2 separate regions of the Homo sapiens genome follow, and region 1 is linked to region 2. A link is a loop called in an ENCODE intact Hi-C map of the cell type or tissue named here. Cell type or tissue: CD14-positive monocyte. All regions are shown on one strand. Links, peaks and the distances in the headings refer to the core of each region. The heading gives the core; the rest is flanking DNA.

Region 1 (16,445 bases), core at 7,698-11,697, 51 kb after region 2:
GAACAGACGGACTGCCTCCTCAAGTGGGTCCCTGACCCTCGAGTAGCCCAACTGGGAGACACCTCCCAGTAGGGGCTGACTGACATCTCATACAGCCAGGTGCCCCCCTGAGACGAAGCTTCCAGAGGAAGGATCAGGCAGCAATATTTGCTGTTCTGCAATATTTGCTGTTCTGCAGCCTCCACTGGTGATACCCAGGCAAACAGGGTCTGGAGCAAACTCCAGCAGACTGCAGCTGAGGGTCATGACTGTTAGAAAGAAAACTAACAAACAGAAAGGAATAGCATCAACATCAACAAAAAGGACATCCACACCAAAACCCCATCTGTAGGTCACCATAATCAAAGACCAAAGGTAGATAAAACCACAAAGATGGGGAGAAACCAGAGCAGAAAAGCTGAAAATTCTAAAAATCAGAGTGCCTCTTCTCCTCCAAAGGATCGCAGCTCCTCACCAGCAACGGAACAAAGCTGGATGGAGAATGACTTTGACGAGTTGACAGAAGTAGGCTTCAGAAGATCAGTAATAACAAACTTCTCCAAGCTAAAGGAGGATGTTCGAACCCATTGCAAAGAAGCTAAAAACCTTGAAAAAAGATTGGATGAATGGCTAACTAGAATAATAGCATAGAGAAGACCTTAAATGACCTGATGGAGCTGAAAACCATGGCACAAAAACTATGTGACGCATGCACAAGCTTCAGTAGCTGATTCGATCAAGTGGAAGAAAGGGTATCAGTGATTGAAGATCAAATTAATGAAATGAAGCGAGAAGAGAAGTTTAGAGAAAAAAGAATAAAAAGAAACGAACAAAGCCTCCAAGAAATATGGGACTATGTGAGTTTTACTTTTATGTTGCTTTTGCCTGAGATGAAGTACTCTTTTTGGCCAGGACTGAGTCATGCAATATTACCCCTATGGCTGAAGGGAGTGGAGATCATTAAACCCTGTGAACCACATGGAATGGGCAGGGATACTATACAATGATTATGATACTACTACTACTAATATCTATTGAGTGCTTAGTAAGTTCCAAGCACTTAATGTATTAACTCCCTTATTTCTCATGGTAACCCTATAAAGTAGGCACTAGTGCAGTGGTCACCACTTATCTCTGGTTTTGCTTTCAGCAGTTTCAGTTATCCATGGTCAACCACAGTCCGAAAGTATGGAGATATTTTGAAAGAGAGAGGGAGAGAGAACATTCACATAACTTTTATTGTTATAATTGTTCTATTTTATTATTAGTTATTATTTTTAATCTCTTGCTGTGCCTAATTTATAAATTAAACTTTACCATCAGTATGTATATATAGGAAAAAAAACATGGTATATACAGGGTTCAGTACGATCTGCAGTTTCTGGTATATCCACTGGAGGTCTTAGAACAGATCCTTCATGGATAATGAGAGGCTACTGTACTAGCCTCACTTTAAGGATGGAGAAACCAAAGCATGATGAGGTTAAGTAATTTGCCCAAGGTCAGACGTCCAGTAGATGATAGATTGAAGAGAGGTGATTCCCCAAAGGAGTGGGTGTTGAGCCAATAACAAAGCATATGTCCACTAGTTAGTTAAATTGTGTTCATGCTAATTCAGCAGTAGCTATGAAGAAGAGACTCCCCGATTCTGATGTCTAGCAAGGTGAATTCTCAGAGCTTTGCTATGGAACTGGGAGAATTTATTAAGATTGGCCTCTAGCCAGAAGCAATATACCCTTCAAGACCAGCCAAACTCCCTTGGTTCCTGAGAAACTTGTGCTGAATAATTTGATTTTTCAGATGTCCTGAATGGGAAGGGAAAACCCTAACCAACAAGATCTAGTATTCCCATAGAGAGATGTATAGCAATCTCCTCCACAGAGAGATGGATCTGCTGGCTTACAGTCTAACTGCCAGTCAGTTGAGAGTTTAGGGAGAGTGAGTCACTGCCCCATCTCACTCCCATTCAGAACCTCAAACTTCAGGGTGAACTGGGGAGAGCAAGATTTTGGCCCTGCAAACCTGAGGGGAAAAATCCATGGCTTTTGATGTACTGTCTCCTCTCCCTAATAATGGATAATCTTAGTAGTAGTATCATGATTATTATACAGCATCCCTGCCCATTCTGTCTGGTTCAGAGGGTTAATGATCCCCACTCCTCTTGAGCCCCAGAAGTGGCACTACATGACTACGGCTTCTCATCTTCAGAGGCTTAGGCGGCTTACTCATGCTTGTTGCTGTTATCATTGCCATCTTCTCCTCTTCCTCCTCCTCCTCCTCTTCCTCCTCCTCTTCTCTCCCTTGTCGAGAGAGGAAGAGAGAGGAGACATGCACCACTCTCATGAAGGCAGCCAGTGATAGAGGCAGGCTATCCCAGACACCACCAGCTAACACAAAGCCCGTTCACCCTCAGGTTTCTGTGTGCCAACCTGGCATAGCTGTCCCTGGCACCTATAGGGTGTGGCCTTCAAATAGCTGTCAGTTGCTGAGGGAAGTAATCCAGGCCCCTGATGTGTCACTCGTGCATGCTTTTCTCTTTTTCCCCAAAAATGTATTAGGCATGTGGACCACCAATTACATGCCAGGCCCCCTTGACACAACTTAATCCTCTGGTCAAGTGTTTGGAATTATGATGACAAAGGGCGCTGTCTTCTTGGATTCTCCAACATTCTTATCAGGTCCTTGAAAGTGCCAATGCAGTTCCCAGACACCAAATGGGCCCTTAGGAAGACAGCATTCTTCATTCCTTCCAATTAACAGATGGGGACATAGAAGCTCAGTGAGATTAAGTGACTGATTCAAGGCCACACAGTTAAGTAGAGGAGGAGAAAGTCCTTAGGTTTTCTGACTGCAAAGTTAGTGCTCTTGGCCCTACACCAAGCTAACCTCCAATGAGGGGATTTGCATCTCTCTGAGGGATATCAAGCCATAGTGATTCATGCTGAGGGGAGAGCATGAGCCTGCAAGTTGGGAGGCCTGGTGTATGAGTTTGCTAGGGCTGCCATAAAAAAATACCATAGGCTAAGTGGTTTAAACAACAAACATTTACTTTCTCACCATTCTGAGAAATAGCACTATTTCTCTAACTGCTGGTAATGCTGATTCTCAAGTGTCAGCTTGTTCTGGTGTCAGCTTTTGCAGGAATTGTTCACAGCTGAAAAGAGTAGCCTAGCTCCAGGTCACATCCCCTTCAAGGGACAGCTCCATCCAGTGACTGGTTGATGTGGGAAGAGGAGGGGTATAATGGCCCAGCCCCTCTCCACAGCTCTGAATGACTCTGAAGAGCCATTCCAGCCCCAAAGTTCCCCTTGGGGTTGACCAAATCCTTGTTGTGACTTCACTGCAGCTCAACTGCTCCTTCTGCCCACTGGGCTTCCTGTCCTTCCCTTGTCCAGGCATTGATCCCGAAAGCACACACAACTCCGCCTCAGTATCTGTTTCCCAGAAAACCCAACTAAGAACTGTAACAATAATGATGATAAGGTGTGATCGCACTGCAAGAGGAACATGTTTATGCTGCAGTGGAGGAGATCATCATGTGATCTCATTCCCTACAGCTCTACTTTCACTCACACCATTGCAGGCCCACAGATCTTTTTACTGTTCCTCATACACACTGTTCTCCTCAGGGCCCTTGCACATGCCATTCCCCTGCCTAAAATACACATCTCCCAGACAGCTACACAGCACACTCCCTCACCTCCTTCAAGTCCAAAATTACAGCACCACTTTCACCATCTGGCACTGCTGGCCTTCTCCATGCGTGACTTTTATCCATAGCATTTACCGCTTTCTAATGTACTATAGACCCTACTTCTTTATCTTGTTTATATGGTCAGTATCCCCCAACTAGAACGTCAGCTCCATGAGGGATGGGAATTTTGTGTGTTTTTGTCCTTATTATCTGCCTATTTACAAAACACCTTCATCAGTGCCTGATATTATATAGTAGATCCACAATAAGTACTTATTGAATGAATGGATAGATGGATGAATGAACTGTATAATTAATAAGGAAACAGGGATGCTCAAAGACTTCCTAGAGGAGGTGCCACTTAAGCTGAATGTGAAAGCGAAATGTGACCACTGGAGTTATTCTGAAGAGCCTCCAGGAATCAATGCACAGGAGTTTGGCTTGTGAATTTTCCATTTTCCACTTTTGGGTAGTTTAAGGCTATAGGCTTTTTCATTTAATTTATTTTACAGTCCCATAAAAATCAAAGGGAAACAAACATGTTTTTTTTCTTTTACAAGCGTGAGAACTTTGGGAATGTGGTTGGAGGCAGAGGGGCCCAGAGCCTGCTTCCTTGGTCCATACGTGTACGTAAAAATCATTCACTGAGCAGTTTTACAGTCAACAGAAATTTTTGCTTTTATTTATTTTTTATTTTTTGTGGCAGTCCTTTCAAAGCAAACAAGCTCTTGGTAAAACTGAAGCATAGAGTCCTAACCAAGTTGCTCATATGTGAAAAAGCTTTGGGAAATTCAGGGACTGTATTTGCAATAAAACCTTTGCAGTGGCCAGGGAAATAGGATTGTATATTCTGGTTAATGCAAGTGTCTGCCGAACAGAATTACTGTGAATTCCCAGACCTTGATGAGCTCAATCCAGAAAACTGAAATATACCAAGCACAGAGAACACCAATACTCCACCAAAGAGAACTTCTTCCTTTGATCACTCAGAAGGTATTTGCATATTTTGCAAGCCTCACTGTCACCTTGATGACCCCGAGTGTCAGTGATTGTGCGACTTTGAGAAATGTAGGTGTAACTGACCTCTAGTTGGGAATATGTTCGGCAGCCTTTGTAATGAACTCATTAAATGAAAGTCAGTTTCTTAAGAACTTGTTTCCCATGTGCCTTCTAATGCAGTGGTTCTCAAGGGGTCAGGTGGTTGGAGGAAGTGCTCTTAGAAAGGCGGAGAGTGTCTCAGAATTATCTGGGGGCCTTTATCAAGGTAAATACCTCCACTCACCACAGCCAGAGATTAAGACCCTCCCACAGTTTATCACAAAGCAGGTACATTTATATCTGCATTGCCAATGATAGTGCTGCTCAGATACAAGCTCTAGGCTCCAATCCTTCCCCCACCACCTACTGAGAGTCTAACACAGGACAATGACCAGTGGGGAAGATCAGCCTGCCTGCCTTCTACATAGTAGTAGAATGACTTTGGACAATGGACTTAATTGAGCCTCAGTTACTTTTTCTGAAAGCTAGAGCTAATAATCCTAGCACTGACTGCATACACTACACTTCTATCTGGCCAAGAGAGACTTTCAGTACTTTGTGTCTCTCCACGAAGTCATCACATTCTTATGGACAGCCAGATACATTTCCTTTTATATAGTGCCATCTCTAGTCAGCCTCAAACATGTCACGCCTGTGTTGGCACCATCTTCATGGCCCCAGAACTTGCCATCAATGGACAATGAGTATTACCAGAAGTAGCAAAAAATACTCCAAAAGGCCTGCGGCCCTTCTAAGATTAGGACTGTCTTTGGTATATTCCAGTGTGTTTGGTATATTTCTTGAGTTCCAGTATATTTGGTATATTTCTTGAGTTCCACCCTGATCTCCAAATAATTCTCTGTTTTATGTATCTGACCTTCCAGGAATGGCCATCTTGAACTAGAATTCAGTTTCAGTTTTCCAACATGCTTCTCACCTTCCTACCTTGTTTTTCAGTGCCAGGAAATAAACAAATCCTTAGAAACTAAACTCAAACAAATACATTCATTTATTTAATCATTCATTTGCTCATTCAGCAAATATATGCTAAAGGCTTACTATGTGCCAAGAGCTGTGCTAGGCTGTGAGATACAATGATGGATAAAGCAGGCATAGTTTCTGCCCTCATGAAATTTATAGTCTAAAGGGAGAACAAAAATTAACAAAGAAATACTTATTCAAAAACTGTGCCAAGTGTCATGAGGGAAATGAATGGGGTACCCTGACAGAGGATGGAGAGAAGGAGGCATCTACTGAGAGAGGGTAATAAGGAGCCATCTCTCAAAGGAAGGGACATTTTAGCCAAATGCAAATGGATGAGAAGCCAGGCATGAGGAGAGTAGGGGAAGGATATTCCAGGCAGAGGGAAGAATATGTGCAAAGGCCCTGAGGCAGGAAAGTGTGACTGGAGTACGTGCAAGTGAAGGAAAGTGGCAGGAAATTAGGCTGGGGGTGGGCAGCAGCCAGATCCTATAGGACCTTGTGGGTCACGGGAAGGAGGTTTGCTTTTATTCTAAGTACAAAGAGATACTATTGCATGATTTTAAGCAGAGGAGTGACATGAGTTGAAGTTACATTTTCAAAAGGCTCACTCTGGCTGCTATATAGAGAATGGATTATAAAGGGCAGGATTGGAGCCAGGACACCAGAAATAAGCTACTGCCATAGTAAGGGTGACAGATGATGGTGACTTGAACTAGGGCAGCAGCCATGGGGAAGGAGAGAAGTGGACCAATTCAAGACATATATTTTAGAGGGAGTATTGGAATGACTGTCCAAGAGTTAGTGAGCAGTATCCTGTCCCAGAGCTGCGGTCAGGGATGGCAGGGAGTGGAGTCCTTGGCTTAGTCAATTTTGTGCTGCTATAACAGAACACACAAGACTGGGTAATTTATGAAGAACAGAAATTTATTTCTCATAGTTCTGGAGGCTGGGAAGACTAAGATAAAGGCACCAGCATGTGATGAGGGCCTTCTTGCTGCATTCTCACATGGCAGAAGGCAGAAAAGGGCAAGAGGGGATGATTCTCCCTCCTCTTGAGCCCCAGGAGTGGTACTGCATGACTTTCTCTCCTCACATACAGAGGTTTAGACAGCTTGCTCAAATTTGCCATTGTCATCGTCTTACTCCTCCCCTTCCTCTTCTTCCTCCTTCTCCTCTTCTTCTTTCTCTTCTTTTCCTCTTCCTTCTCCTCCTCCTCTTTCTCCTTTCTCTTCTTTTCCTCTTCCTTCTCCTCCTCCTCTTTCTCCTTTCTCTCTCCTTTGCTGGGGCCGGACATGCACCACTCTCATGAAGGCAGCTGGTGATAGAGGCAGGCTATCCCAGACACCACTGCCTAGCACAAGGCCCATTCACCCTCAGAGTTCTCTGTGCCAATCTGGCATAGCTGTCCCTGACACTTGTAGAGTGTGGCCCTCTCATAGCTGCCAGTTGCTCAGGGCAGTAATCCAGGCTCCTGATGTGTCACTCATGTGTGTGTGTCTTTCTCTTTTCACTACAAATGTATTAGGTATGGTGAGGATGGCACCTCCCTCAGCCTGGGCCCTGAGTCAGGTGATAGATGACTTGCAATGGATACATAGAATAAAGTGAGAAGTAAGCCTTATTGAGTTAGCACTGAGATTTGAGGGTTGCTTGTTACTGCAGCATTACCTAGCCCAATCTGACTGACACACCATCCTCCCAAATTCCAGCTTCAGATCTAGGAGCCACTACTTCTCCATAATTGAGCACCTCTTCACAGAGACCTGCCCTCCACTAGACTTTTGCCCCACAGACCTGTCCTTGGGGTTACCCTGGAGCTACTTTCCCCCAAATAATGACTTTGACCTTCTCAACAAGTTGTACCAGGCCCACGTGAAAGCCTAGAGCAGAGTCAGCCTGAAGGCTGGGGTCAGGAGCAAGCTGGGCAGTGAAATGAAGAAATAAGATGATTGTTAATGGGTTGGATTGTGTCCACCCCCATTCATATGAAATCCTGACCCCCAGTACATCAGAATGTGATGTGCTGCTTTGGAAATAGGGTTGTTGTAATTAGTTAAGATGATGTCATTAGAGTGGCCTCTAATCCAACATGATTGATATATCCTTATAAACAATGGAAATTGGGGCTGGGTGCAGTGGCTCATGCTTGTAATCCCAGCACTTTGGGAGGTCAAGGCAGGAGGATCACTTGAGCTCAGGAGTCTGAGACCAGCCTGGGCACCATGGCAAAATCCTATCTCTACAAAACATACAAAAATTAGCCAGGTGTGGTGGCACACACCTGTAATCCCAGCTACTCAGGAAACAGGTGGAAGATCTCTTGAGCCCGGAAGGCAGAGTTGCAGTGAGCCAAGATTGTGCATCTGCACTCCAGACTGGACAATAGTGTAAGACTGTCTCAAAACAAAAAAGAAGAAGAAGAAGGAAATTTGGACACAGAGACACACACAGGGAGAGCACCATGTGAAGATGAAGGCAGAGGATTAAAGATTAGATGATGATTCTACAAACCAAGGAATGCCAAAGATTGTCAACAAACCCCCAGAAGCTAGGGGAGGGGCCTGAAACAGATTCTCTCTCACAGCTCTCAGAAAGAACCCCAACCCTGCCCACACCTTGGTCTTGGACTTGCAGCCTCCATAACTGTGAGGAAATTAATTTCTGCTGTTTAAGCCATTTAGTTCGCAGTGCTTTGTTACAGCAGCCTTAGAAAACTAATTCAATGAGAAATAGTAGTGAAATTCGCAGCAGTGTTCATAGGCAAACTTTGTAGCCCTTCATGCAGTTTTCAGAGTGTTTCCAAGTTCCCATGGCAGCTGGAGATGTGGGCAGACTAAGTAGGTCCCCAGACTAGGCAAAGATTATCAAGCATAGGCTGGAATCAGGGGACCTTGAGAGTTTGAACAAAAGACATCCCAGCTGGAACCACTATAGACCAAAGTTACAAGAGCCACCACTGGCTTTTGGACTTTGAGAACACCTCTAGACTTTGGCATGATCTTGGGATGAAGCCCCATTAGTGACTGAAATAGAATTTTCTGCCATCCTGGTATTGTGAGTTGAATATAAATTGATTTAAAGAATTATTTTAATGAGACCTTCCTGGTAGCCCAAAATTTGTGGACTGAGATGCAGAAATTCTACATTAGCTGCCATTTATTCAGTGTATACTCAGGTCTTCCATGGCCCCTAAACATGGCCTCCAATGCCAAGCATGGCCAGGCCTCTGCCTTCCCTGCAGCCTCATTTCTTACTACTATCTTTCTCTTCCCTAAACATACCAGGCTAGTTCCCATCTCGGGGCCTCTTCACCTGCTGCTGTATTTACGTTTAACACTCGCATTAGTCATCCACTCTCTGCCTCCCTCTGGTTATTCACAGTTCAATTCATTGTCTACTACTATATTTCCCTTCCCTAAACATATCAAGTTAGTTCCCATCTCCGGGCCTCTTCACCTGCTGCTGCATTTACGTTGAACACTCGAATTAGTCATCCACTCTCTGCCTCCCTCTGATCATTCCCTCTGATCATTCAGAGTTCAATTCAAATGCCACCTTTCTAGAAAGGGCTCTCTTGACTTCCCACTCTAAAATAGCGACTTCCTCCTCATTCTATCACATTATTCTGCCTCATTTCCTTAGTATCCATTACTCACTTTGACATCATCTGGTACATCTGTTTACTTACTTGTTTATTTTCCTCCCACATTACCCACTGCAGGGCAGGAACTCCATCTGTCATATTGACCACCATGCACCAGCCCTGAACAGTGCCTGGCACATAGTAGGCTTCCAATTAATAGTGTTGATTGAATAAGTTAACATCTTCTCATTCATTGCCAACCCTGAGTACCCAGCACAGTGCCTGGCACCTACACACTCAAATAATAACTGTTGAAAGTGGAAAGAATGCCTAGAGTGGAGCCACATAGAGGAGGAACAGCCAGTGCCTCCTACTAGAACTGAGGGGTGCAGGGTCTCTGCCACTCCATCCCCACATTAGCCCACCACATTGATAGACATATGCCCCTCTACCACCATATCAGCAGGACAGAGCAACTGCTGACAAACAAGTTTCCATTTGTCATGTACCTTGGCACCCCTGAGATGACACATAGGTTTCTAAGACTGTTGTCTGATTCTTGCACATAGGTCCAGGATAGAGTACTACATAGCAACAGCAATTTTCTGGTGTCATTTCAAGAGCTTCAGTGATTGAGTCATGTTGGGGCAAGGAGAACACCCACTTCCTCCTCCTCAGAGAGGAGAAGTTGCCTTATATGATAGACAAGTTTGTAACTTTTTAATTTTTTTCACTAATATGATTCTTAAATTGACAAATCCTAATTGTATACATTTATGGGGTTCAAAGTGGTGTTTTGACATATGTATGCAATGTGGAATGATTAAATCAATTGCACAGCAGGGTGGCTATAGCCCATAATAGTGCATTGTATGCTTCAAAATAACTAAGAGTAAATTTCAAATGTTTCACCACAAACAATAATAAGTAAGTGAGGTGGTGGGTACGTTTGAAAGGAGAAACTAGGCATTGGTAGGCCAGCTCCTTCTTCCATTTCCCACTTTCTCTACACTGCCCTTGGCCAGACAGGAAGCCTACAGGTAAGGGAGGAGGTAAGGAGAGTCTATCTGTGCCTTTCTTCTTTGTTTTAGGTCTCAACTGCTTGCAGGCTCCAGTGAGGAAGAGAAACGCTGTGAGTTGAGCTCCCTGAAATCCAAAAAGTAAAACCAGAAAGGAAGCTGAAATTGTAGGTGGGAAGGAAGGCAGTGCTGGAAGGTTGAGCAGTGCCCAGCAGGTATGTTTTACTGAAGGGAGCCAGGAAAGCACCATGGCAGGTAGGTGGTGAGGGAGAGCATTGAGGACAGAATCAAGTGTTCATACTGAGAAATGAAGGATACTGGAGCCCTCAACAAACATGGAGCATGTTGCAGGATTCTCCTTCACAGAAGCCATCAGCAGCCATAGTCTGAACAGCATTTGAGGCACACACCAAGGTGGGCATATATATCCGAGGTATCCAATGGCTTGGGAGAGCTAAATGCCAGGTGGAAGCGGGGATATCAGGGATCTGCCTCAAGTCAGTGTAGGTTGAAGAGCTGTTTGCCTGGGAATTACTACTCAAGAAAATGTGTCTTTCTAATACTGATCTGCATATTTATAAGTCAGGTCCAGTCTCATTTCGATTTGGTGTTGACTGGCTGCCGGTGAAGTAAGTCTGAGGGCACTCCATGCACAGGTCCACTGCAGGGACCTAGGCTGCAAACTCATGCTGGCCAATCCAGGAGCCACAAGCCCCTTGTGTTCATAGAGCATTTAAAACTGGGTTAGTCCCAATTGAGATGTAGAAAAAAAAAAACACACTGGATTTCAAAGACTAAAAATAATTTTATATTATGTCTTGAAATGATTACATGTTGCAAATAATGAGTTAAATAAAATATATTGCTAAAATTAATTCCACCCTTTTCCAGTTTTTGTTTTTTGTTTTACTTTTAAATCTAGCTAGTAAGAAATTTAAAATTACACATGTGGCTCGCATTATATTTCTACTGGACTGTGCTGGTCTAGACAGTGCTCGTAGTGATCGTAGCCTATGATCTGCTCTCCCCAGCAGAGATGCTTGGGTCCTGTATTAGTTTGCCTGGAGTGCCATAACAAAAATGCCAAGGACCAGGCAGCTTAAACAACAGAAATGTATTGTCTAACAGTTCTGGAGGCTACAAATTCAAGATCAAGGTGTTGGGAGATTGAGTTCCTTCTGAGAGCTGAGCTGTGAGGGAGAACCTGTTCCAGCCCTCTCTTCTACCCTCTGGCAGCCTTAAGTGTTCCTTGGCACAGAGTTGGCATTCATTCTCCCTATGTCTCCACATCATCTTTCCTCTCTGCTTGTTTGTCCCTCTGTCCATATGTCCCCATAACATTCTTGGGACCTATTTGTAGCCACAATGGAGCTCACCTAGGGAGAAACGGATGGAGTTTGACAGAGATAGTTTTACTGAGACAAAGTATAAACACAATGATACCAATGGATTCTCAGTAGGATACTTTTTTTCTTTTTTCTTTCTTTTTTTTTTTTTTTTTTTTTTTAAATGGAGTCTCGCTCTGTCACCCAGCCTGGAGTGTAGTGGCGCAATCTCAGCCGCAGTCTCGGCTCACTGCAACCTCCGCCTCCCTACTTCAAGCAATTCTCCCACTGCAGCCTCCCAAGTAGTAGCTGAGATTACAGGCATGTGTTACCACACCCGGCTAATTTTTATATTTTCAGTAGAGATGGGGTTTCACCATGTTGGCCAGGCTGGTCTTAAACTCCTGACCTCAGGTAATCCGCCCACCTCAGCCTCCCAAAGTGCTGAGATTACAGGCATGAGCCACTGCGCCCAGCCATCAGTAGGATACATTTTAACAGCATTATTGTCCTAGGCTGAAGCTTCGTAATGTGTAGAACCAAAGTCTCTTTCAGCCAGAGGGATTGAGTCCCTCTGAGCTGGGTTCAGCTAGCTCAGCCAGTGAAAAATCTTAAGTAAATAGAGACTTGAGTAAAGACTTTTTGCAACCAGCCTGTGTGGAGTGGTGAGCACTAAATGCTGCCAGTCCGATTATATTCACTGACATCTGGGACATGATCCCAAAATTTGGTCTAAGCTCATTTCCCCGATGGCATTCCCTACTGCAGCACTTTCCAAACTTTTTTTTTAGCCATAAAGCCCTTTCTCTAAACAAAATGTTACATGGTGGCAGAAGATGAACTCAGAGCCTGTCCCATTGGAATTGAGTGAGGGTAGTTTGAAGGCCTAAAGCACCTCACACTGAACTTCGGGGGCTCCTAGGAACACAAGCTTAAGACTATCCCACTCCTTCCCAACTGTATTTGCTGGCCTGTCTATCAAATCTGCAGGCCTACCTCTTTTTTGTCTTTAAACTAACTAAACAAAAAAAGTGTTTCAAAATAGTAACAAAATAAAAATTTAAGTAATTTTTTGATGTAGAAAACTTGGTGAGATAGAAGGTATAAGAATGAAATGAAAAATCATCCATAATCCTGGAATCCAGAAATAACCACTATTACGGCCAGGCGCGGTGGCTCACGCCTGTCATCCCAGCATTTTGGGAGGCTGAGGCGGGCGGATCACAAGGTCAAGAGGTCGAGACCATCCTGGCCAACATGGTGAAACCTCATCTCTACTAAGAATACAAAAATTAGCTGGGTGTGGTGGTGCATGCCTATAGTCTCAGCTACTTGGGAGGCTGAGGCAGGAGAATCGCTGGAACCCAGGAGATGGAAGTTGCAGTGAGCCAAGATCACACCACTGCACTCCAGCCTGGCTACAGAGCAAGACTAAAGAAATAGCCACTACTAATATTTTTCTGAACATCCTCCTAGTCTTTTTACCAAACAAGTATAGAAAGAGGTAGAGACACACAGATACAGGTACTGATAAGACACAGATACAGGTGTAGATATAGGAAGAGACACAGACAAGACACACAGAAATGTAGATACAGATAGAGATGCAAGCAGAAACACAGATACAGATGCGTATACAGATAAAGATAAGATGCAGATACAGAGAGAGACGTTAAGTAGAGACACAAATACACAAACAGAGATAGAAGTCTAGTCACAGTAATGGATGCAGACAGATACAAGTAGAGATGCATATACAGATAAATATAGAGAAACAGATACAGATACAGAGAGAGGCACAGATACAAATAGAAACACAGATATAGGCACAGAAAGAGGTACAAGTAGATACACAGATACAAATGAGATAGAGGTAGAGACAGCAATACAGATAGAGATAGAGATACGTGTTGAAAACAAAAATAATAAGAGACACAGATACAGATACAGGTGTAGGTGCACAGATAAAGATATATGTAGAGCCATAGTAGAGATACAAGTGCAGACAGAGGTACAGGAAGAGTCACAGATACAGAAACAGGTAGAGACAAATACACAGATACAGATAGAGACATAGACACAGGCAGAGAGGCACAGATAGAGATAGAAACACAGATGTAGAAACAGGTAGAGACACAGATATAAATATACACGGATACAGGCACAGATAGAGATATAGGATGAGACATAGATACAGATACAGGAAGAGGCCTAAATACAGATAGACACAGATAGAATATAGACATAAGTACAGCCACAGAGATACAGATAGAGACAAAGATACAGGAAGAGAGAGATACAGGTTGAGACACAAATGCAGAAACAGGTACAGGTAGAGACATGGATACAGATAAAAATAGAAATACAGGTAGAGACAAAGATACAAATACACATATAGGAACAAATCAGATATAGATACAGATGGTGACACAGATACAGGTACAGAAAGATATACATATTAAGACACAGATACAGGCATAGATACAGACGCAGGTAGAGATACAGATACAGATAGAGACACAAGTACTGCTATAGATACAGTTAGACAAACATACAGATACTGGTAAAAACATGAATATAGATAGACACAGACACAGACATAAACACAGGTGGAGCCAAAGATAGAGATACAGAGACGCAGACATAGGAGCAGAGAGATACAGGTAGAGACACTAATGCAGACACAGATACAGGTAGAGACACAGATAGAGACATAGATACAAGAAGACATAGAGACAAATATACATACAGGGATAGATCAGATTCGATACAGATGGAGACATAGATGCAGATACAGACAGAGATCCATATTGAGACATAGATACAGGTAGAGACACAGGTAGAGACTGAGGTAGAAGCACAGGTGGAGATACAGGTAGAAATATACAGACAGTCTACACTATGACCATACCATCCTGAATGCACCTGATCTTCTCTGATCTCAGAAGCTGAGCAGGGTTGGACCTGGCTAGTACTCGGATGGGAGAAATACACATGCAGACACAGATGAAGACACAGATACAGAAACAGGGGTATAAGTAGAGACACAAATACCAATTCAGATACAGGTGAAGACACAGACCAGATAGAGATAAAGATAGAGACACAGACACAGATATAAATACAATAGAGGCACAGATACTGATACAGATAGAGACAGAGGTAAAGATAGAAACAGAGACATAGATACATATGCAGGGAGAGACACAGTCCAGATACAAATGGAGACAGGTACAACACAGAAACAGATAAAATTAGATACACTGATATAGATACAGATAGAAATACAGATTCGGGTACAGAACTTACATATAGAGATATACATACAAGTAGAGACACAGATACAGATACAGTTAGAGACACAGACACAAAGAGAAACACAGATATAGATATAGGTAGAGACACAGATACAGATATAACTGGAGACACAAATACAAATACACCTACAGGAAGAGATATTGATAGAGGTAGACAGATACAGATAAACATACGTGTACACACAAAGATCCAGAAAGAGATAGAGACAGAGATAAAGGTAGCAATGCAGATTCTGATATAGAGACACAGATAAAGGTACAGAGAGAGATACAGATAAAGGTAGAAACACTAATACAGGAAATTATATAGACACAGTTCAGAAAAGATACAGGTAGAGACAGAAGCTGATACACATACAGGCACAGATACAAATATAGAGAGAGGCATAGATGCAGGCATAGATAGAGACAGAAACATAGATTCAGAAACAGATACAGACAAATGGAAAGACACAGATACAATACAGATAAAGGTAGAGATACAGATACAGGTATAGACAGAGATACAAATAGAGACACAGATACAGATGTAGATAGGGACACAGATACAACAGACACAGACACATAAACTGATACAGACACAGATACAAGGACAGATACAGGTAAAAACATGGATGCAGATATAGAGACACAAATATATGTACAGAAAGAAATATGGATAGAGGTGCAGACACAGATATAGACACAGGTACAGAAGAGATACAGGTAGAGGTACAGATGCAAGTCAAGACACAGATACAGACGCAGATAACTGTGGAGACACAGATACAGGTAAAGATGCAGATACAGGTACAGATAGAAACACAGATACAGGCAGAGACAGAAATGGAGAAAGAGAGACATATACATACAGAAAGAGACACAAATACAAGTAGAAATGCAGACGCATGTATAGGTAGAGACATAGATACAGATAAAGACACACATATGTGTACAGATACAAATACAGGTAAGGACACAGATACAGATACATATACAGACACAGATACAGGTGTAGACACAGATATAGGTACAAACAGAGATATAGACACAGATACAGGAATAGACACAGGTAGAAACACAGATACCGATAGACACAGAGAAACAAATACAAGTAGAGGCACAAATACAGGATTAAGTAAAGACACAGATATATGTACAAACAAACATAAGGAAGAGACACAGACAGATGCATAAAGATACAGATACAGATAGATTAGAGACACATGCAGATAAAGGTATAGATACATATACAGATAGTTATTCAAGGGGAGACAAAAATACAGATACAGATGCAGGTACAGGTAAAGGCAGAGATTCATAATCAGATAGATACACATAGACAGACACCAAATGCAAATAAGACACAGATACAGATGTAGATACAGTAGAGACATAAATATAAGTATAATTGCCTCAGAAGTAGTAGCAGAAAAAAAGAGAAAAAAATTAAAAACAAATACAGGTACAAGTATATAATCATATATAGTTAAAGATACAGACACGGATATAGATACAAATAGGCTC
Region 2 (16,445 bases), core at 5,771-9,770:
GCAACATAGGGAGACCTTGTCTCTACAAAAAATTTAAAAGTTAGCCGGGTTTGGTGATACACGCTTGTAGTTCCAGCTACTTGAGAGACTGAGTGGGAGGCTTGCTTGAGGCCAGAAGCTCAGGGCTACAGTGAGCTATGATCATGCCACTGCACTCCAGCCTGGTGACAGAGACAGACCCTGTCTCTGAAGAAAAATAAAAAGAACCTGTTATAATAGACTTCTAGTCTGATGGGAAAGATAGATATCAATTATATTATCCCATGAATAAATGGAGAATTGCAACTGAGAAAAGTGCTCCGAAGGAGAGATAAGTACATGGTGCTATTAAGGAGTAGGATGGGAGAATCTGTCTGAATCAGGGAGGTCAGGAAAGGCTTTCCTTAGAAAGTTATGATTGCACTGAACATCAAGAATGAGGAGAAGGGCGGGGCACCGTGACTCACGCCTGTTATCCCAGCACTTTGGGAGGCCGAGGCAGGTTGATTACCTGAAGTCAGGAGTTCGAGACTAGCCTGGCCAAAATGGTGAAACCTCGTCTCTACTAATAATACAAAAATTAGCTGTATGTGGTGGCACATGCCTGTAATCCCAGCTACTCGGGAGGCTGAGGCAGGAGAATCGCTTGAACCCGGGAAGTGAAGGTTGCAGTGAGCCGAGATTGCACCACTGCACTCCAGCCTGGGGAAAAAGAGCGAAACTCCGTCTCAAAGAAAAAAAAGGGGGGGAGAAGTTAACTAGGCAAAGATGAGAAGGAAAGCATTTCAAACAAAGGGAACAATGTCTGCAAAAGCCCTATAGCAAGATCAAACAGGATTGGATTTATTGGTAAACTAGAAGAGGGCCAACACAGAAGTGCAAGGTGAGAAGTATGGCTGGAGGTATACACAGGAGCCAGAGCTAGATGCCAACATGCCAGAGCTAGATGCCACACAAAAGATTTCTGCCTGATTCCTAAGAACTGTGGGAAGTCATAGAGAATTTTAAGCAGTAATTTGAAATCATCTGATTCACATTTTCAAAAGATCACTTTGGCTGTAGCATGGGGAGTTCTTGGAGCATGCTACAGTGGAAAGGGAGAGGTCAATTAGGAGGCTACTGTTGTTGAGGCCAGAGATAATGGTGGCTAGACTTGGGGTGGTTATAGTGGATATTGAGAGAAATTGGTGAACTTGAAATACACTATTTTGGAAGTAAAATTGTCAGAATTAGGTGATGAATTCGATATGGTGGAGATGGAGACAGCAAGAATGACACTTGGATTTCTGGCTCTGCAATTGGATGAATGTGGTACTATTCATTGATATAGGGAACACTGAAGGAATATAAGGAGAAAGAGTAGGGAGGAAGATCATGAGTTTGATTTTGAGCATGTTAAGTTTGAAGGGCTTTTGTGATATCCAAGAGGACATGTGTTCATCAAACCATAAGTTTATGGGTCTGGAGCTCACAGGAGAGGTCTGGGCTGGAGGTATAGGCTTGAAAGTTGTCTATGTACAGGGATGACTGAAGCCATAGATGGCTGAGACTGAAAATTTAGAGTAAACACTAGGAAGAGGAGAAGGTCTTAGGCTGTAACTTAAGAAACTCTTTGTTTAGAGGTTGACTAAAAGAAGACCCTGCAAAGGAGCAGTTGGAGCAATAGAAGACAAACCAGAAGAGTGCTGGGGACTGGAAGTCAAGGACAGAGCGGGTTTCAAAAAGAAGGCATGTGAGCGAAGAAAGATAAGGATCAAAAGTGACCAAGGGATTTGGTGACACAGAGAGCCTTGGAACCTTAACAGAAACTGTTTTAGTGACATGATAGAAAAGGAAGTCAGATCAGAGTGAGGTGAGGAATGTGTGGGAAGTAAGAAAAAGGAGACAGCAAGTGCAGACAAGATTGTTGGCAGTTTTGATTGGGAAAAAATGACTCATATACATACATATTGATGAAGCTTATACAGAGAAAAGCACAGGGAAGATATGGGCTTGGACATGGAGACCTTAACCATGCTGGGATGAGGGAGTGTGGAGTGAGGCATCAGATTTCAAAAAAGTCGGCATAGAAGTGCACTATGAAAAAAGAGTTTTGGTTTGAGACAGGATGTGGTACCCAGTTGATTGTGTTTGAAATGACACTTTTTTTTTTATTCATGTGTTTATCCAACAAATATTTATTGAGTGCCTACTCTGTGCCAAGCTATTCTAGAACTAAGGATACATCACAGAACAGAACAAGCAAAAGCCTCTCTTCTTACAGAGCTGGTGCTCTGGTTGGAGAAGACAAACGGTAAGTAAGTAAAAGATAGAGTATGCCAGATGATAAGTGCTACGGAGAAACTGGAAAGGGAGCAGGAGCACAGTTTTAAATCGAGTGGGTCAAAGAAGGACTTTCTAAGAAGGTGACATTTGAGCAAAGACTGGCATATGATTAGACAAAGAGTGTTCGAGCCAGAGCGATCAGCAAATGAGATCACATGAGGCAACAGTGTGTCCAGCGTGTTAGAAGGAAACCAAGGAAGCTGGTATGGCTAGAGTGTGGTGAATAAGAGGGAAGTGAAGAGAGATCTGTCACAAAGGAGACAGTGAGCCATATCAGGTAGGCCATTGTAGGAACTTTGATTACGTCGTTGAAGGACTTTCCATAATCTGGCTTATGCTCTGAAAGGACCCTTCTGGTTGCTGGGGTAGGAATAGATGATGGAGTGAGAGATGCAAGGGCAGAAGCAAGGAGACCATTTAGCAGATTAGTAGAGTAACCCAGGCTAGGACTGATGGTGGCTGGTACCAGGGTGGTGGTCATGGAGGTTGTGAGAAGTGGTCAGAATCTGGATATACTGTGAAATTATTAAAGTCAACAAACTGTGTTGGATTGGTCAATGGATTGACAAGTCAATGGGTTGGCTGTAATAAGTGAGGAAAGAGGCAAAGACTTCAAGGTCTGGGGGCTTGATCAAATGGAAGAACAGAGTTGCCATTTACTAAACATACAGCAGTAGCATGTTTGGGAAAAATACCAAGAAAGTGTTTGGCGTGGATCTGTTCTTTGAGACGCTACCAGACAACCCAGTGATGGAGTCAAAGAGGTAGCTGCAGACAGAAGTCTGGAGTTCAGGGGAGACTTCTGGACTGAAGATAGGCATTTGGGACACAGCAGCATTGGGTTGTATTTAAACTCAGGAGATTAGGTGGGATCACATAGAACATAGTAAGGGAAGAGCACAAAGACTGGTTGCTGGAGTCTTTCAAAATTAAGAGGACAAGGTTTACACCCAGAAGAATTGGAAACAGGGATTCAAATAGGTATTTGTATACCAATGCTCATTGCTGCATTATACACAGTAGCCAAAAGATAGAAACAACTCAAGTATATATCAACAGATGAATGAATAAGAAAAATGTGGATATACATACATTATTCAGAAACAAAAGGTCGAGTAACGATCCACACTGCAACATGGATACACATGAAAAACATGATGTTAAGTGAAATAAGCCAGTCACAAATGATCACATATTATTATATGATCCCATTCATATGAGGTCTTCAGAATTGGCAAATCGATAGACATAGAAAGTAGAATGGGAATTAATAAGCACTTTTATCAGAGGGGGGAGGAGATGGAGAGTTATTGCTTAAAGGGTATAGGGTTTCAGTTTAGGATCATGAAAATGTTCTGGAGATGAACAGTGGTAATGGTTGCACAACACTGTGATTGTAATTAATGTCACTGAACTATATATTTAAAATGGTTACAATGGCAAATTTTATGTTTTATATATTTTAGCACAATAAAAAATGTAAAAAAAAAAAAAAGAGGAAAAGTTACAGGCTGATGAGGAGGAGCCAGCAAAGGATACTGAAGAGAAATAATCTGTAAAGTACCAGGAAAAACCAGGAGAGAGGAGTGTTCTGGAAGCCATTGAAGGGTGTTTCAAAGGAAAAAGGAGTGAGCAACCGTATCAAGCGCTGCTCAAAACTCAAGTAAGATGAAGACTGACATTTCACCATTGATGATCCTCATCAAACAAGTTCATTCTAAAATGCTGCTCATCTGCTTGTCATTTCAACGGAAACATGAGCCATCATTTGTTTTTACCCTGAGTTAGTAATCTGAGTCAATTCAATGCTTCCAAAGCCTTCTTCACCCTTTCATATCTACACACTTTTGCGAGGGATTTGGAATTAGCCATAGTGGAAATCTCACCTCTCCCACTGATGAGCCATGTGACCATATAACTTTGGGTAAGCCACTTCTCTGAGCCTGTGAGTTCTTCTCCATGGTAAGTAGGCCCCTCTTTTGCACACTTGCTATGTGGATGGACCTCTCTGAGTGGTCAAAAACTGTGAAGATATTTGCATCTCATGTGAATGCTCAACAAAGGGGAAAAGCCCCTTATAAAACCATCAGATTTCATGAGAACTCACTAACACGAGAACAGCATGGGGGTAACCACCCCCATGATTCATTTACCTCCACCTGGTCCTGCCCCTGACACGTGGGGATTATTACAATTCAAGGTGAGATTTGCATGGGGACACAGAGCCAAACCATATCAGTAGCCATAGGCTCAATGACATTAACCACTAGAATGTGACCACCTTGGTTTGAGGTTTTGTTCTGTCACTTCTGTCTACGATCCTGGGCAAGTTACTTGATTTCTGTAGGCCAAAATTCCCTCATCTATAAAATGAACATTGTAATAAATACCTAGCTCATGGTATCATGGGGATAACTAATAATAGTACAAAATACTTTGTGGTACTTACTCTATGTCAAGCCCTTCGCAGGTATTTGAATCTGTGATCCTCATGACAACTCTATGAAGTTGGGACATTCTATCAATTTGGACACCGAAGTGTGGAATAAGTGGTTCACCCAAGGTCACCCAACCAGTCAGTGGCAGTGATCCAATTCAAATACAGGTAGTCTAACCGTAGAGCCAGAACAGTTAGCCCAACTCTTGGCAGCCTCCACCTGAGAAGGTGTATGCAGCATGCTCAGCAATATGGCTAGTACATATAAAGTGCAGTCAATGCTGTTTGTTGGTATAGTAAGGGTCAAATGACACTGACTGAGTCTGACCTGAGGGCAGAACAAGAGACTGAACACACATCTCAGGTGATTCTGGAGCACTCCAAGGTGGCTGAGAAAATTTGGTAGGGGAATGGGGTGAGTGACTACTTGAGGCATCTGGGTTGATGGGGTCATAGGTCCAAGGTCTCTGATTTGTGGCACAACCCTGGAGGAGTCCTGAGGTTAAGCTTTCTGACATCCTGGAAGAATAAGATATGGCATCAGTAATTAGTTTGTTTTAGAAGAAACATATATATTTCTTGCACATTAATATTTCTGAACTGAAATTCAGACCCATACTCATGAGAGTTGAGAACCTCTGGTCTAGCAAATATAAGGCAAAGATGTTTTTCTCAGCTCCCTCTTCCCCCTCTGAGCCAAGAGCTCTAGGATGCCAAATGGTATGGCTGGGCCCTGTGGTCCCTGAGGCAGATCCAGGACCAAGGGAGATAGCCTCAGGTGGGCTCCTCCAGGAGGCAAGAGCAGAATCCCCTTTACTTGGGAGCTGGACCTGGTACCTTCATACTCCCACCATGAGCTGCTCTGCTGCCCTGGAACCACTGATTTATGCCCTTTCCCTGGCATAAACCCCTGTGTCACTTGCACCCTCTGTTTTCCCAATTGTTTTCCCATTTCTAAATGGCTGGCATCCTCTATCATTACCTGACCCCCAGCTTGAAGCAGACGGCACAAAGTTAATAAGTGACAGACAAAAAGCAAAGCTACTCAGCTCTTATTTTGCATCCACACTTCCCCAAAAGAAAGGTCTTCAAACAGGAAAGACTAGAGTGATTCTCAATCAGTAGAGGTACAATCTACTGGGAGCCCAGAGAAGGAGATTTCCCCAGGCAGTATTCGGAAAGGGGCATGTAGGTTTCATGAATGTCACAGTTACTGGTGTTGCGGAATGTGCTGCTGGCATATAGAGGGTAAGGGCCAGACATGTTATAAGTCCTCCAAAGACCTTACAATGGGGAATTCTCCCACCCAAAATGCCAGTAGCATTTTGTTGAGAAACACTAAAACAAGCTTAGTAGAAAAGGAGTTCTACTCCAGAAGACAGTGGATGGCTAGAGTCCTCAAGGCCCATGCAGCAGCAGGACCGCCAGGGTAGGGGTGCACTGAAGGTGTTAGAAGACAGGGGTTAAAGTGGTACATGGTGGGGGCTGGTATGAATTGGGTGGACAATGAGGCAGGAGGGGCTGATAAACCCATAAGAGGGGCAGAGGGCATAGCATGGACAAAGAGTGTGTGGCTCTGTGAGGACCAAAAGACTGATGTCAATGGGAAGTTGGAGAATGAGGTAGCAAGCAGGGTCTGGGGCACTAGTGCCTTTGTAGGTCATGGAAAGGAGTTTGCACTAGATCTGAGTGGCCATGAAACCTGTGGGGGAGGGGGAGATCATGAGGTCAAATTTGAACACAGTGAGTGGGTGTTGGTTATGGGACATCCATGTGGCAATGCCCCCATAGCAGTGGAGTATATGGTTCTAGAGCTCATGAGAAAGGGCACAGCTAGAGGTAGGGGTATCAGTTCAGGCTGCACACAGTGGCAATTCAAGTCCTGGGTGTGGACAAGCTTGGTGGTAAGGCAGTGTGGGAAGAAACAAGGGAAGGAGTCCAGAACAGAGACCCACCTGAGGGACAGACAATCCTACAGTGGAGAGAGAGGTCATGGGAAAGCCAAGAGAGGGTGGTGTCCTGGAAGCCTGCAGAAGACAGCTTTCAGAAATTGAAGAGGAGCCATAGGCCAGAGCGGTCAAAAGGTCTCAGAAGACAGAGGTTCTTTGAGTCTAGAGGCAGGGCCCAGAACCCAGCAATGTGCCTGGCACAGAAAAGGTGCTCCAGATTTGTGGAATGAGGGGATTAATGCTCCGACATTCCTTATCAATAAACAGCACAGGCAGCAGCACCTCACATATTTGTTTGCCACAGGGCACCCCTAAGGTGTACTGGGCCCCTGTCTATATAGACTATTTGAGTTACCAAAATCCGTGTGTCGGTACCAGCCTGATGACCTAATCTGTCTCGCTCCTATGAAAGAAATACCTTGCTGGCCAGTGGGAGCAATCTTTTTTCCCAAAAACACCCTCAGCAGAGGCCAAGCATGGCGCCCTGGGATGATTCCCATAGGTGGGAGTCCTGGAGCTTCTCAGGATATCTGACTGCAGGGGGTCAGGTGGAAAATAGAGGACTGAAGGGAGCCCAGAGAAGGGAAACCAGTACCAGGTTTCATGCAGGTCCGTAGTCTGGGCTTGGGGTTACCTTCTGGTCGGTCCAGAGGTTCCAGGAGCTGGTGGGGAGCTTCCTGCTTAGAAGGCACTGGAAAGCATGGGGCCCCTGAAACACGGGGCTTGCTCAGGCTCAAGGGCAATAATGACCGCCCAATCACCCTGTGAAGTGAGTGCTATTGCTCCCATTGAACAGTCCACATAGCTGAGACTGGGAAAGGGAAAGTCAAACTGTGACTCTATGTGTAGAAAGATCCCCAAGAGATGGTCAGAAAGGGGCTGTGGACGAGAAACCGATTGCAGCCAGGAGAGGGGAGCTGCGGGAGCTGCTGCGCTCTCTTGGAGCCTCGCTCTTCACCGCCTCCCTATACCCACCTCCCTCTCCTGACGCCCTCCAACCTTCACTCCCCACGCGCCCCGCCCCACGTGAAATAAATTCCAAGACCGCAGCGCAGCCTGCAGTGCTTAGGCTGACCACAGGGTGGCGGGCGCCCCTGCGCTGCCGCCCGCCGCATTTGTATTCTGAGCGAGCCGCCGCGTGCATTATTAAAGTCCGGACTCTGCGTGCTTTCCTGCGTCGGCGTCCTCTGCGGAGCTGGCTCAGCGCAGCGGGAGAAACTGGCTTCTGGCTAAGCCGCAGTCCCTCGTGTCCTGGCTGGAAGGCCCCAGAAGTCACCTGGCCTCTCCTTACTGAGGGATGGCACCCAGAGGGGGACAGGGCCTTGCTCAAGGCCACGGCGGTGCAGCCAGGACCAGAAGCCCGGTCTCCTGAATACTGACCCTATACACAATTCTGGATGTCCCTGGAACTGCACGATGGACTTAAGGCTTGCAAAGGCCCTCCAACTAGCCCTTTCCCTGGAGTTTGCTGCCACTCTCACCCCCAAGCTTCCGAGGTACGCTGCTTCCTCCCCCTCCAGAAAGCCTCCTGCCCAGGTGTACCTACAGACCCCCTTTCCTGAGCTCCTCCATGGGGGCGGGGGTAAGAGGCTGCAATCTTCTCACATTTCTGTTCAGAGCACGCCAGGAAAGAAAGATGAGAGAGCCTTCTCCATTCTCCTTCTGTGTGTCCTGAAGTCTTCCAGAGACTGCCATTAATAACAGGCAGCTTCTGAAGGCAGCTAGGCAGTCAAAGAGCAGTAAGCCTTCCTTCCCACCTGTCTTCCAGGCCAGGAATCCGACCCCTGCTCCCCAAACAGACCCCCACGTCCTTGGACCCAGATTCCCCCACAGCTGTGAAGGATTTTTCATGTTTAGCCTCACTCTGGGAGCAGCAGCCTCTCCTTAGGGTCTGCCTTTATAAGAACCTGAAGGACTAGACCCCGCGCTCACGCTTAATATACACGGCCAGCTCCAGGGGAGTTGGAAGCCAAATTGAACCCTCAGTAGCAAAAAAACATTGTCCACTTACAGCTTTAAAACCTACCCTGCTAAATTCCTGCCATTATCTTAGAGGCAGGTTTCTCAATTCAGCAGCTCAACCCAGCGAATGGGACAAGTCATCATCATTTCTCACCTGAATTACTACATTAGCTAGCTTCCACCCTTGCAGCTTTACAATCTATTCCCAGTATAGCAGCCAGAGTGATTCCATTCAAACACACGTGAGGACCCACCCCTCCTCTGCTCAAAAGCTTGCACGGGCTCCCATCTCCAACAGAGTCAAAGCCTAAGTCCTTGCCATGGCCTGCGAGGCCCTGTATGTCATCTGATGCTATCACCTTTCTATCCACTCACCCTACTCTCCTCCCTTTGCTCTCTCCCAATCAGCCACACAGGCCTCTTTGCTGTTCCGCAAACCTGCAGGCGCATGCCCGCTTCGGGGCTTTGCTCTGCCTATCTCCTCTGCTGGAATGCACCTCCCTTTGATGTCAGCTTCATCCTTCAAGGCTGCTCAAATGACATTTTCTCACTGAGGCCTTCCCTGACCACTCCATTTAATGCTCGTAACATCCCCCGCATCCTGCTCTTCTTTTTTTCATAGCACCTGCTAACATATGTACATACTATTTCCTTATTTATGATGCTATTAATATTATATGTCTCTCTCTATCTGCTGTCCCATAAACCTCAGAGGGCAGAGATATTTCTTTGCATCACTGGTGTATCTCAAGTGTCTAAACCAGCGTCAAATGAGTGAATGAATGACCATGTGCTGATTGCATCAGCAGTCCTTGGAAGCCCTAAAAGGTTATATATACTTATAACTCCCTACCCTTGTGGCTCTGGGAGAGTCAGAGCTGGTTTAGAGGAGCGTACTCTCAAGGGGCTCACAGACGGGCCTGTGAATGCTTTTAATCAGAAATTGTCTCCAGTCCTTGCCACAAACAAATGTGAATTCATGGTGGTAGAGAGGTTAATGTTGATCGGAGACTCTAAAAACAATTCAGGGGTCAAAAGCATGTCTTTTAGCCAGAAGGTGCTCCTGGAAATTCACCACCATTGCTAAAATTGTTTTTCAGTGAAAATGGACTCTAAGGTTAAAAAAAAATTAAAAGCACTTTGGTAACGCGACTCCAAATTCCTTAAAATGGCCTAAACTGAAAACATCATGATGGTCCCACTAGAAGGACCCACAACCAGTCTGACACATCATCCAATTATGTATGGGAAACTGTACTCTAACAGGACAGCTTCATCGTGAATAATGTCCAAAGGACAATTTCTAGAGCAATTGATCAACCCATATGCAATGCTTCATTGGGAGCAGATGTGCTCCTTGTTTTTCTCATTACCATGATTTACTGTCTTCTGAGCTTATTAAAGACAGAGGCTTGAGCCCACTTTGGTGTGTGTGTCCTAGGTGGGCGATGGGGGATGGATAGAATGAGGGAGGGAGACAAGAAGGGAGAACCAACCAAAGAGCTGGGGAGATTTCCACTCTGCGCTGGCAGCATGGATTCACCTGCTGGCACCCACAGCTGCCCTCATCCCAGGGGGCACCCAGTTGGCTGAACCTGGGCTGACAGGTTGATCCACTTTGTTGAGTGCTTCCCACTGGCCCCCCTTCAACACATCCACACATACACACACACACACACACACACACACACACACACACGTGCACATGTGCATGCATCCTTACTGCTACATGACTACCACCAAATGAGCACAGAAAGAGATGACATGGCTCTTGTCAGCTCCATTCAGGATATCAGGAATCTATTTCATCAAATTTAATAAGTTTGTGTGGTTTTGAATTTTCTTGTTCCACTGTCATATGAATCTAGATTTTCTTCCCCAGAGCTTGGGCTGTTTCACACATACACAGGCAAACTCACAGAAACACAGACACGTACACAGGCTTAAATACACATGCACACAGTCACACATATATACGTTTACACACACTTACACATATACACCAACACACTCATACACACACACACACACACATCACTCATAAACACTCACACCAAAAATCCCTCATGCCAATAATCCCTGGACTTTGGAAGGCCGAGGTAGGAGGATCACTTGAGGCTAGGAGTTCAAGACCAGCCTGGTCAACATAGCAAAACCCTGACTCTACCAAAGAAATATTTTTGTAATTAAAAATAAACAAAAACACACTTATTACAGGATCAAATACTGCAGGACAAAAATTACTTTTGTGGCCTAATGTTTTGGATTCTTGTATTTAAACTTTAAAAATCATGTAGTTATTATTTGAAATCTACAGATCTTGTGTCTACATGATTAGCTAAGAGACAACATTTAAGGCTGCTGTAGTTATAAACACTTTTCTCCAAAAACAGCTTGCTCATGTCTATTCCAAATAAATGAAAGACCAAATCATTTTGGTCCCTGCCACTATATTTTCTCTTCTTAACATTGTTTTTGAAGTAATAGAAATTTCTTAGTGTGTTTTATAGGAATTTTTGTGAGATGAATGTAACTTATATATCTGCTAAAAATCATCATGAGGTGAAATTGCAAAATCATTATCATTTTATCCTCCTCATTTGCTTGTATTTGAATATCATGTGGTCCTTATGTCTATGTCTTGAAGTAGTAGCCCTTTACGAATATAAATAGTCAATATTTTCTTTACAGAAGAATAAAATCAATTTAAACTGTATAATGAGTCAAAATGACCATGGGGAATAGAAGTATTTAGCTGAATTATAAACTGATATTAACCACATCTACAGTAAAACCCGCATTTTCACTCAACACTTATTGAGATACTTTCAAACTGGTCTGGTTTTAAAGGGGGAAATATTTAAATAATTTTTAATGTTGTTAATTTTAATTGAAATTAAACCAGGAGTTATCACCATCTTCAAGTTTATCAAACCCATAAAACACTGTCACAGACCCCTAAATAGGAAATGTTGGCTGAGGCTATGACACTCATTTCACAGGCAAGGACGTGTTTGAGACTTGGCTCTCCTACTACTATCCTATGGGACCCTGGTTAGATTGCTGCTTTTCTAGGCCTCTGTTTACTCAGAAGTAAAATGGGAAACATTCTCCTAGGTATCTTACAATTTTTTTAAATAATTTTAACCCAAATACGTCAACACAAAGAGCCCTGACTGCACCTAGACAGGCATGGATCTCAACAAGTGCTAAGCAGAATTTTAAAAATTGAATCACACCAAGGCACATAATCAAAAGGCTGAAAATCAGTAATAAAGGATAAATCTGAAAAACAGGAGAAAAAAATGACACATTACATGAAAAGGAACAAAGAAAATTTCTACTGATTTCCCATCAGAAACAATGCAAATCAGAAGAAAATGGAAACATGTCTTTAGCTTGCTGAAATTAAAAAATAGTCAACCAAGTCAACCTAGGCCAGGCACGGTGGCTCACACCTATAATCCCAGCACTTTGGGAGGCCGAGGTGGGTGGATCACATGAGGTCAGGAGTTCGAGAGCAGCCTGGCCAACATGGAGAAACCCCGTCTCTACTAAAAATACAAAAATTAGCCTGGTGTGGTGGCACACGCCTGTAGTCTCAGCCACTCAGGAGGCTGAGGCAGGAGAATCACTTGAACCCGGGAGGTAGAGGTTGCAGTGAGCCGAGATCACACCACTGCACTCCAGCCTGGGTGACAGTGAGACTCCATCTCAAAAAAAAAAAAAAGAAGAAGAAAAGAAAAGAAAAAATAGTCAACCTAGAATTCTTTATCTAGGACAAAATCCTTCAAAAAATGAAGATAAAATAAGGGCATTTTCAGATGAAAGAAAAAGCTGAGACAATCTGTCACCGACAGAACTTCACTATAAGAAATGTTACAGGTAGCCATTCAAGCAGAAGGAAAATTACACCAGATGGAAACTTAGATCTGCACAAAGGAATGGTAAGCATCACGAACAGTAAAATGTGGGTAAATATAAAAGACATTTTGAGAGCAGGGTCTTGGGGTCTGTCATTCACTGATATATTTCCATCCCTGGTACAGAACCTATTTGTTGAATGAAATACAGTGATCGATCCCACCTCAAATGTCAGGCATGTGAGAAGAAGGCACCCACCTTATTTCCAAAACAAAAATAATTTTATGGTGTTCTCTAATTATAGCGATAATGTATTATCATGATAAATCTTCTGAAAATAGAGCAAATTGTTCAGAAGGAAACAAAAAATCACATGTAATCTGATTATCCAGAAAAAATCATTGTTAATATTTTAGTATACTCCTGTCCAGGCTCGCTCTCTCTCTCTCTCTCTCTCTCTCTCTCTGTGTGTGTGTGTGTGTGTGTGTAGATAGATATGAATGTATATGTAAAGAGATATAGATATATCAAAAATTGAATTCATAGTGTACAAGAACCCTGCACTGAATATCCCTGTAACTAAATCTTTGCCCACATCCTAAATTATTCTCTGAGGATAAATTACTAGAAGCAGAATTGCTGGGTCAAGGCAAATGAACAGTCCCACAGCTTAAGCTATGAGCTGACAATTACCTTCCAGAAAGACTAAACCATTTTCACTCTCCCGTGCTGAAAGACAGTGCCCACCAATTTGTACTCTCACGAATAGTGTGGTCATTCGTACCCGTTTAAAAAGACTTGCCATTTGATACATAACGCATACGGGGCTTAAAACCTAAATGACAGGTTGATGGGTGCAGCAAACCTCCATGGCACATGTATACCTATGTAACAAACCTGCATGTTCTGCACATGTATCCCAGAACTTAAAATATCATAAATAAATAAATAAATAAGACTTGACATTTGATAGGCATTATAGCTTTCATTTACATTTCTCCGTTAATTAGTGAGAATGAACTACTTTTATGCCTGTGGGCCATTTAGAGTTCATCATTCTGATGCTCATTCTTATTCTGGGGCTCAAGTGAGCCAGACCCTTGCCCTCCACCAGCCCTGGGTCTGCATCCTAGTTGCCTCCTGTACTCACTGACTTTGGGAAAGGGATTAACTTTGCAGAGGCACCATTATATTGACTGTCAGTAGAGGATACCGCTGCCCTCATAGGATTGGCATGATGATTAATAAAACAGCATGTGCGCCGGGTGCGGTGGCTCACGCCTGTAATCCCAGCACTTTGGAAGGCCGAAGCGGGCGGATCACGAGGTCAGGAGATTGAGACCATCCTGGCTAACACTGTCAAACCCCGTCTCTACTAAAAATACAAAAAATTAGCCGGGCGTGGTGGTGAGCCCCTGTAGTCCCAGCTACTCGGGAGGCTGAGGCGGGAGAATGGTGTGAACCCGGAGGCGGAGCTTGCAGTGAGCTGAGATCGCGCCACTGCACTCCAGCCTGGGCGACAGAGCGAGACTCCACCTCAAAATAAAAATAAAAATAAAAATAAAAAAATAAAACAACATGTGTGAGGAACTTATCCCAGCATCTGATGCTCCGTCCCAATACAAGTACAAGAAGAAAAATTAAGTTGGGGCTATACACTCATAGGATAAAGGTCTTCATGTTCTGTCCGAGTTTAATGAGAATGTCTCTAGGGTTTCACAATCAGCTATGATCTGGGCTTTTCATTTGAAATTGATTTTTTAAAATCAGGAAGTTCATCAAAGTCCTCTACTAGGAATGGTTGCTAGTTTATCAAGCATCTCTTTGGTGTCCATTAAAATTATGTGCTCAGTCACCTTTGAACTACTGGCCAATGTGATTAATTAAAACAGTGAATTTTCTAATGTTGAATCACCCTTGTTTTGGGGTATTCCTTCATTCATAAAACATTTATTATGCATCTGCTGTGTGCCAGGCACTGTTCCAGGCTCTGGGGATACAACAGCAAAAAAGACAAACCAAGTCTCTGCTCTCATGGAGCTCACACGTTAATGGTGGAGAGAGGCAATAAACAGAAATAAACATAGAATGTCCATACAAAAGACAAGCATACATTTGGCATGTTTGAGGAATGGCCAGATGACTTTTGTGACTGGGAAGCCTTTGGAGAGTTTTAAGTGAGGGAGTGACAAGCTGATTATGTGTGAAAAAAAATCACTCTGGCTGTTGTGTAGGAAATAGGTTGGGGAAGGGCACAAGTGGAAGTAGGGATACCATTTAGGAATCTGTTGCACTCATCTCTGTGAGAGCTGATGGGGGAACTTGGCTTGGACCACAGAACTAGCAGTGGAGGTAGCTTATGGACATACAATCATATGTCACTTAACAACCTGGATACATTCTGAGAAATGCATTGTTAGGCAATTTTGTCATTGTACAGACTTCATGGAGTGCACTTACCCACACGTAGATGGGATACACGCCTATCCTACCACACATCTCGTCTGTATGGTATAGCCTATTTCTCTGAGGCCACACACCTGTACAGCATGTGGCTATACTGTATACTGTAGACAACTGTAACACAAGGTTAATTATTTGTGTATCTAAACATAGCTAAACATAGAAAGGGCACAGTAAAAATGCCATATTATAATCTATGGGACCACAGTCATATATGTGGTCCCTTGGTGACCAAAAACATCGTCATTATATAGCACATGACTACATATGGATATATTTTGAAAGTAAAAGCCCACAAGATGCATTGACAGATGGGCTATGAGGCATGAGAGAAACAGAGGAGTCACAGATAGTAGAATGGAGTTGTCATAGACTGAAATGAGGATTGCAGGAAGAGCAGGTTTTGAAAGGAAGATCAGGAATTTGGTTTGGAATGTGTTAAATTTGGGATGCCCGTTAGCTATCCAGAAGGAGATGTTAAGTGGGCATTTGGATAGCTGCATATGGAATAATCCTTATTAATTGTGTTTCATCATTCTTTTGATATTGTGCTGAATTCTATTTGCTAGCATTTTATTTAGCATTTTTTATTCTTTTCTTTTTGGCTATCATTCTCAGGCTTTCAAATCCAAATTATGCTAAATACTCTGATCTAAATAGTCCAAGTCAAACCCCAAGAATCTTCCATTTTTATCTTATTGCATTTTTTGCTTTTATTATTTTCAATTGACATGTAATAATTGTGCATACTTATGGGGTACAGTGTGATATCTCAGTATATTTATACAATGTATAATGAGCCAATCGGGGTAATTAACATATCCATCACCCCAAACACTTACCATTTCTTTGTTTTCGGAACATTCAAAATCCATTCTTCTAGCTATTTGAAAATATCCAATGAACTGTTGTTAATTATAGTCACCCTGGCTTGGCGCGGTGGCTCACGCCTGTAATCCCAGCACTTTGGGAGGCCGAGGCGGGCAAATCACCTGAGGTCGGGAGTTCGAGACCAGCCTGACCAACATGGAGAAACTCCGTCTCTACTAAAAATACAAAAAATTAGCCGGGTGTGATGGCGCATGCCTGTAATCCCAGCTACTCGGGAGGCTGAGGCAGGAGAATCGCTTGAACCTGGGAGGCAGAGGTTGCAGTGAGCCAAGATCATGCCATTGCACTCCAGCCTGGACAAGAGTGAAACTCCGTCTCACTCCTCTGAGAGCTCCTCTGCCTGGCCGCCCAACTGTCTGGAAAGTAAGGAGCGCCTCTGCCCAGCCTCGGCACCTTCTGGGAAGTGAGGAGCCCTTCTGTCCGATTGCCCACTGTCTGGGAAGTGAGGAGCGCCACTGCCCGGCCGCTGCACCATCTGGGATGTGAGGAGCCCCTCTGCCCGCCGCACCATCTGGGAAGTGAGGAGTGCCTCTGCCCAGCTGCTGCCCCGTCTGGGAAGTGAGGAGCACCCCTGC

What was found. Peaks named below come from ENCODE experiments on the same cell type or tissue, not always from the same donor. Only the 100,000 strongest peaks of a DNase experiment are listed, where the experiment ranks them.
Region 1: a loop joins it to region 2, with 3 times the contacts of the local background. A loop is called at or near these places in 1 of 110 quality-filtered maps.

What each region holds. Positions count from the first base shown.
Region 1 is chrX:151,024,481-151,040,925 of GRCh38, reverse strand. It overlaps the pseudogene RNA5SP525. Among named protein-coding and RNA genes, the nearest start is that of HMGB3, 49 kb to the right of the region's middle. In CD14-positive monocyte, for the core only: no CTCF peak of the experiment used is centred there; a DNase peak (open chromatin) is centred at 9,885.
Region 2 is chrX:151,073,862-151,090,306 of GRCh38, reverse strand. No RefSeq gene overlaps it. Among named protein-coding and RNA genes, the nearest start is that of MIR4330, 86 kb to the left of the region's middle. In CD14-positive monocyte, for the core only: CTCF peaks have their summits at 7,566 and 7,767 (motif pointing right); no DNase peak of the experiment used is centred there; H3K27me3 peaks cover 727 bases.